Linked DNA regions of Homo sapiens: region 1 is linked to region 2. Evidence: chromatin contacts called from ENCODE Hi-C or POLR2A ChIA-PET data. All regions are on one chromosome and are shown on one strand. Each heading gives the region's core, a stretch centred on a gene start or an enhancer-like site at or near the end of the contact. The rest is flanking DNA. Distances are from core to core; before and after follow the strand shown. Region 1 holds the start of LASP1 (LIM and SH3 protein 1). Region 2 holds the start of GGNBP2 (gametogenetin binding protein 2).

Region 1 (3,566 bases), core at 577-3,076, 2.3 Mb before region 2:
ATAGCTCTAAGCTCAAGTCCTGCCCAACAGCGGCTGGCATGGTCATGGGGAGATCAACAACTTTCCTCGTGCCCACAATATACCCCCTCCTCTCCTCCTGCCCAGTCAAGCCCAGGACCAGGAGGAACAGTGACACAGCAGCGGCCCCATATGCCCACACTCCCCAAGAGCAAGTTCAAATATCTTTCAGAACCTCCAACCCCACCTCCTCACGCTGACTCAGAGGCCAAAGGTCACTGAGGAAGCTCACACACCAAGGGGGAGGGGAGAGATAAGGTGTCCAATAAACTATCCTCTCCTGAACAAAACCTGGCTCCAGGTCAGTAATGAACTTGGCCCCAGGGCTCTATACCCCTCTTTCATCTAGTGTTCCCACCCTTGCACCTCTCTTCCATCCAGTCCTCCCAGCCCTCCCAGTTCAGATGGAAAGGACAGAATACTTGGACTTGGAGCCAGCTTTGGGTGGTGGATGAAAGACGCGGTGAGGAAGGGCACAAAATCACAGAGGCCTCCCCTCCAGACTGGGGAGGGGATGCAGAGGGGCAGGTTTTACCTTAGGATCTTACGGAGCTTACAAGAGAACAGGATCCTACCCTAAACTGTACGGGAAACACCCAGTTCTACTCTCCAACCCCCCTCCAAAAGTCTAATGGCAACCAGATGAACAAGTCCAGCATTGGGGAGACAGGGCCCCCAGGGGACACTGAATCTCCACAAGGCCACCCTCCCCTCCCCCCAATACCTCCCCCTTTCCTCGGCTTCCCCAGAACTCAGCCAACCCCACCCTCCATTGGAGAAACCTGCTTTGAAAAGTTAGCTCTTTGTTCTTCCACACGGTCTCCTGGCTCTGAGCACAATTTCAGGAGATCTCAGCTAAGCACCCTCCACCCACCCTACTCTGCCACCCAACCCCACCCGGCTCAGGCTGGACGGCCCAGCACCGGGAGTTGGCTTTTAATTGGAGGTGGGGGTTGGGAAGCTGTGGAGGAGGTCTGCGAGTCCTTTAACGACTGAATCCAAGGGGGTGCAGGTCGTTCAAAAACGGGGCTCTTGCGGCAGAGCCCGGGTCCTTACCCAAAACCCCCCGCATCAGATGCCACACACTCGCAGGCTGATAGCCCCCGCCCCGCCAGGCCAGGAAGCCAGGCCACCCCCGCCGGAGCGGACGGTTTTGCAGGGCCCCCCAGCCTCTGCCCCGCCCCCCCGCCCCCTCCACCAGCGCCCCGCGCTTCCGCCTACTTGGCGCTCGGCGCAGAGCGGAGAGGGAGCGGCCGTCTCTTCTCACTCTCCAGGCCGTAGGGGGCGGGACTGCACCCCTAACCTTCCCCCAACACACCCCGGCGCCTGACTTCCCTGCTCCTCTCCCGTCCTCCCAACCCCGGGACACAGAGCCCACCCCTCTCCAGCAGCGGCTGCCCGCTACGCGTGGACTTCCCGCCTCGCCCCAGATCTCCTGGTTTTCAGACTGGGATGTGTCCCCACACCCCATGACACCGCCCGCTCGCCCTCCCTCCATTCTCCTGGGATCGCGGGGATAAGGCGGCAAAGACCCGGCCCTTCTCTCCTCCCTGGATTCGGAGCACTGCGGGGGATTGCAAAGACGCGTCTCCCGGTCCCGGGCTCACCTTATCCAGACAGTTCACCTTCTCCGTGGGATACACGATCTTGCCGCACCGGGCGCAGTTGGGGTTCATGGTTCCGAGAAAAGCTGGGGCGGGGACGCCTGAGCTCACGCGCGTCCTGTTCCCCGAGGCGAGCTGGCGGGAGGCGGCCGCGGCTGCAACTACACAGGCAGCAGCGACGGCGGCTGGAGCTGGGGAACTGGCCTCCGCCTCCGCCCTCCTTCCCCTAATAAACACAGCGGGGAGGAGGGGCTGCACTGGGGCGGGCACGCGCCTCGGGCGCGGGCAAGGGCACGCGCAGCGAGGCGCGCTCTCCGGGCGACGTGGGGCTGCGCGGGGGCGGGTTCCTGGGGGGACGGCGGGGCCCGCGGTGCTGGCGCCTCAGCGCTCTCAGGCTGACTGCGCCCGGTGCCCAGGGCCCTTCCCCAGCCGGAGGCGGCGCAGAGGCGAGCAGGCTGCACATCTGGGGCGCCCGGGCTGCGGGAGGCGGGCTAACCCCTCAAGCCCGTCGAGGGTGGGGTTGGATCCTCCTGAACGCTGGAACTGATTCACCGCATTCGGGGACTTTCTACCCGGCATGAATCTGCGGACCGAACGGGGACCCCCTACCCTGCCCCTCTTAGCTCTCTTCCGGCCCACACCCTTTCCCACATTTGTGGGGCGGAACCCGTCCCTCCCTCTTGGACCCTGCGCGCTGCCGGGCCCGGGCTAGTGCTTCCCTCTCGAGCCCCTGCAGTGCACCTTCCCGGGGTTCCCCGGATGCGGGCACCGTCTGCGTTCAGCTTGACCCCTTTTTCTCCAGCATTCCTTTCTCCTTCTGTTACACCACTACTCACAGTGTAGCAGCTGCAACAATGCTTAGCACCCAAGGAGCCGCCTCCAGGCGCTGTAGAGGCGCGGGGGTATAGCTCAGTGGTAGAGCATTTGACTGCAGATCAAGAGGTCCCTGGTTCAAATCCGGGTGCCCCCTCAATGGCTTGGTTTTTCCTTCCCCTTGTTAACCATCTGTTTTTCATTCTTGACTCACATTTTAACATTGGGTCCTGACTAAAAAAAAAAAAAAAAAGAAAAGAAAAAGTATCTTCCTCATTTTTCAACCTTAGCAGAAATCTTTCGGTTTTACTTTGTGCTCAGCGGGAGGAGGGGGTGGGTATAAAAGCTGCGCGACCGCATTACTCGCGCCAGAGGTGTAGGGATTTCTGCGGCCACGGGCGCCAGCCTCAGATGGGTCAGACAGTTCGAGGTGCCGGGTTTGAGGGACAGGATGTTTCCAATGGGGGTAGGGAGACAGGGGAACGCCTCAACTTGGCGTTCCTTTTGGGGGTGGAGGGTGGGTCAGGCGAGGGAAACCCATAGACACAGCCCTTCTCCAACTTCAACTTTCTGTATTAATGGTGACATGGACGTGCTGTGTTCATCCTTGACTATTAATGTACAAAAGTAAAGTTATAACCCAGTGCAAACTGAGATAAACGAACACAGTGTTTCTCAAATTTGAACGTGCATCAGAATTACCTGCAGGGCTTGTTAAAACACTGCTAGTTTCTGATTCTGTAAGGGGGCCCCGAGAATTTGCATTTCTACCAAGTTTCCAGGTGCCTCTGGTGCTGCTGGTGTGGGGACCACATTTTAAGAACCACTGAAGTAAGAATAAAAGGCCATGGAGTTTCATAACCTAAAGATGGGGACAAGTATCTGCTGGCTGCGTGCCTGACAGGGTCACTGTTGGGCCGGAGGAAAATGGTAAGTGTGACGGGAGACAAGGGCGTCCCCCTCGACTAGGTTTTGCCCAAAAAAAGGAAAAATAAAGGAGAAAGGAAGAGGCGTGCTGCCTGGGTCAAAGGGCAGCTGCGATATTTTAAACCCGGAATGTGGTTGTGTCATTCCTCGGACCCCGGGGAAACGCGCATTTTTTTCTCCTGGCTCCTATTACTGTGAGCTGTA
Region 2 (3,421 bases), core at 899-3,398:
CCTTTTTTCATGAAAAATAAATGCACTTGAATAATTAGAAATGCTGTCACTTAAAAACTTCTAATAAATTAAGTCATTCAATAGCTCTTCTAATCCTTTTTAAAGTACTGCAGCTCAATCAAGTCTTAATTGAGACTGGCAAGCATAAAGGCATAGACTGGCATCTCTACAATGACTTGCATTTTACATAAAATTTGAAAAAACTTCGGTAGATATTTGCAAAAAAAAATATTGAGGAACAAAACTGATCAACTGCCTTTGATAGCAAAAGAATACTGATGAGATGAAGAGACTTAGGTGCACCTTATCGAAATAAGCAAATGTATAATCCAAAGCTTCAGCATCATCAAAACGCAGATTTCAAAAGATATTCGGAAAAGGTTAATTTCATTTCTTAAGTGGCAAGCAACTGCACTCATTTCCTGTTCAGATTCAATTCAAATTTCAGCCATTTCCTTTTAAAGGAAACAGTACAGCAACATAGGGCAGAGGGTCGATAATGCTACACTACCAAATCTAAAGAATAAAGTACCCGGAACTGGGTCTTGACACTCAAGATGAGCAATCAGCTTTTTATAGTACTCTTACACATTCAATAATTTGGCTTCCTTTAAAAAAAAAAAAGTCCACCTGTAAACTAAATAATGCGAAGAAAGCCCGTTTTGAAGAAAGGGCCTAGCAATACAATCATTTCAAGAGTTTTAATGCATTAGGCAATACGAGACTATTTACAACGAAATCAAACCATTTTAGTGGAATCTTGACTGTGCACGAGCATGTCACTCTGCCCCCAGTAATTAAGCTTATGTGGTGAGAGCTACCAGTATTAAAACAGAAAATACACAGGTAGCAGTGCAGCTGCGACATTACCAGGTAATTAAGCCTCCCCGAGGGTAGGTGGTTTCTGTATGGGGTAGGCCCTAAACGCCCAAGATCCTTCAACCCCTCTCTGAGATGTGTGCTTTGACAAAAGCAGCGTCTCCTAAAGGGAAAGGGTCAAGGAATAAGGTTCCAAAAGAAGGAAAATCTGGAGAGAGGGAGTGCGTACGGAGCTCTGGGCTTGGGGCCGACAGAGGTTACCGAGCCACCCACTGCAAAGGCGAGTTTGTGGGGCCTGCTGAAGAGAAGGCCTCGCCTAGGAGTTGCAACACACTCTTTCTCCAGTGCGCAGCGCTCGGCCTGGGGGAGGGGGAGGAGGGGAAACAGCTGCCAGGGGAGCGGCGGGCCCAGCCCGGCCCGGCCCGCTCACCGTCAGGGTGTCGTCTATGTAGAGGGGAATCTGCCTCCTCTCGAAGGGGAACTCCTCCTCCCCGTCCCTGCACACTGCCACGAGTCGCGCCATCGTCCCCGACGCTGCCGTTGCCACCGTCACCACCTCCTCCCAGCTGCCGCCGCCGCCGCCGCTGCTGTTTCTGCCGCCGCCGCTGCCGCCTCCTCCCAGCTCCTGCCTGCAACAGCCAAACCCCGCGAGCGTAAGCACCCGCCGCTGCGCAGCACATTCGCCACGGGGGGCAGGGAGCGGAGCGGGAGGGTACGGGAGAGCCGGGCTGCGTTTCCCATCACCCGATTCCACACACGCTCAGCCAATCAGCGCCCAGCGCCGCCGGGACCCGCCCCCCTCGCGCCGCGCTCCCTCCCTCTCTCCCGCCCGCCCGCCCGCCCGCCGGCCTCCAGTCAGGGTCCAAAGGAGAGGCGGAAGGGACCGGCCTGCCGGGGGCTTCCCCGCCCGCTGCAGGAGTCCCGGCCCCAGGACCCCACCCCTGGCCTGGGCCCCGCAGCCTGTTCCCCGCCGCCCGCCGCCCGGGTGCCCTCTGCCCCCAACTGACCCCTTCTCCCCGCTTCTGGGCGCACCCCGCCCAGTCGGCCCCAGGACTGCAGTTGCCCAGCGCGACCCCGCCCCTGGGAGGGATCGACCCCGCAGCGGCTCTGCGGAGTCCAGGGAACGGGGAGGCTCAGACCCTTTCCTCACCCTTCTCGGAGGAGGCTGTCGGTTCCGACCTTCACCGTTTTCGTGGTCGCCTCGCTAACTCCCACCTCTGCTCCCTGTTACTGGCTGACGAGGCCCGCGTCAGGGCCGGCGTGGGCGGGAGCGCAGCTCCGAATGTCGTTTCCTCTACGGGCAGTCAGCCGCTCGCGCCGCGGGGAGTGGAAGAAGGAGGGCGGGGGACGAGGGGAAGGTGGGGCCGGGCGGGGTCGGGCGCCGGGCGGGACCCACGTCCTCTCGCGAGACTGGGGCTGGCCGCGCTGGGGACCCCGCTGGAGAAATTTGCGCCCAGAGGGTGCGGGGCCGCCCTGGCCGTCCCGCCCGTGGGCCCGGCGCCCTTCTCGGAGCCCAGCCATTCCGCTAGACCCGAACTAGGACTGGTAGGAGGGGTGATCGGCCCAACCTCAGGCCCCAGCCGCGGGCCGGGAAGGCTTCCCCACGGACGAGGGGCAAGCCCCTCGACGTCAGGGTGTCGTCTATGTAGAGGGGAATCTGCCTCCTCTCAAAGGGGAATTCTTTCAGCGAGTCAAGCCCGTCTGATTCGGGGCTGACTCAGGGCAGAGGCCCAGAGAGGACCTGGATAGGTTGCGAGAAGTCGAGATCAGAGGGGGCGGAAGGCAGTGAGAAAAGGGAGACGAGCATCGGGGGGTGAGAGACAAACTCAGGTCTGGCTCTTGGCCCTTGACGCCACTGAATTCGCTTCCCACGGTGGGAAGAGGAGAAAAGGGCCCTGACACCGCGGCTCGCCAGGGGCCCGCTGCGTAGCTGCATCCCGATCCCGCTGAGGGGACAGCAAATAGTGAAGTGCTGATAGCTTGTGGTTGTCGTTACACTGGAAGGAAATAGAAAACCGGACAGTGGTGTGTGTGTGTGCGTCTTGGCCAAAGGAACTTCTTGGGCTGGGTTAATGTGAGCAGGTACTCCCTTGGGCGAAGTACTGGCACTGGCCAACGGCCTTTCCCTCTGGCCGTCTCCGAGGAAGCAGAGCTGCTGTGAAGACAGTTCCTCTCGCCACCGTGTGTTCAGTTCTGACCTTGAAGGTTTTGGAGGTCTGTTGTGAAGATATTTAGCCTATGAAAGTCCTGGTGATCTGAAGGACAGATCAATTTACTGCTCTATTTCCTGGAGCTGTGATACCTTTAAAAAAAGTATTTTGGGTCGGGCATGGTGGCTCACGCCTGTAATCCCAGCACTTTGGGAGGCCGAGGTGGGTGGATCACCTGAGGGTCAGGAGTTTGAGACCAGCCTGACCAATATGATGAAACCCCCGTCTCTACTAAAAATACAAAAATTAGCCGGGCGTGGTGGCATGTACCTGTAATCCCAGCTACTAGGGAGGCTGAGACGGGACAATCACTTGAACCCGGGAGGCGGAGGTTGCAGTGAGCCCAGATCGCGCCATTGCACTGCAGCCTGGGCAACAAGAGCGAAACTCCA

What was found. Hi-C counts contacts between places; a loop is a spot of excess contacts on that map. ChIA-PET counts read pairs that join two places held with the same protein, here RNA polymerase II (POLR2A). Pooled maps may share reads with other maps.
Region 1: a loop to region 2 is called in a pooled map, with 18 times the contacts of the local background. The contact joins the promoter of LASP1 here to the promoter of GGNBP2 in region 2. A Hi-C loop is called at or near these places in 1 of 37 single-sample maps with no recorded cell type and 6 of 50 pooled maps. POLR2A ChIA-PET finds 5 or more read pairs at or near these places in 2 of 52 experiments (GM12878 and activated CD4-positive, alpha-beta T cell).

Annotation. Positions count from the first base shown.
Region 1 is chr17:38,868,318-38,871,883 of GRCh38, reverse strand. It overlaps LASP1 (LIM and SH3 protein 1), which reads right to left and starts at 1,826. Exons shown (of 7, transcript NM_006148.4): 1 at 1,626-1,826. The coding sequence starts at 1,694. TRC-GCA4-1 (tRNA-Cys (anticodon GCA) 4-1) reads left to right here and starts at 2,521; the gene lies at 2,521-2,592. RefSeq lists enhancers at 1-564, 1,577-1,726, 3,217-3,396, 2,972-3,566 and silencers at 1,167-1,266, 1,787-2,096, 3,517-3,566.
Region 2 is chr17:36,543,646-36,547,066 of GRCh38, reverse strand. GGNBP2 (gametogenetin binding protein 2) reads right to left here and starts at 2,148. Exons shown (of 14, transcript NM_024835.5): 1 at 1,970-2,148; 2 at 1,250-1,448. The coding sequence starts at 1,342. It also overlaps a transcript of MYO19 not described here.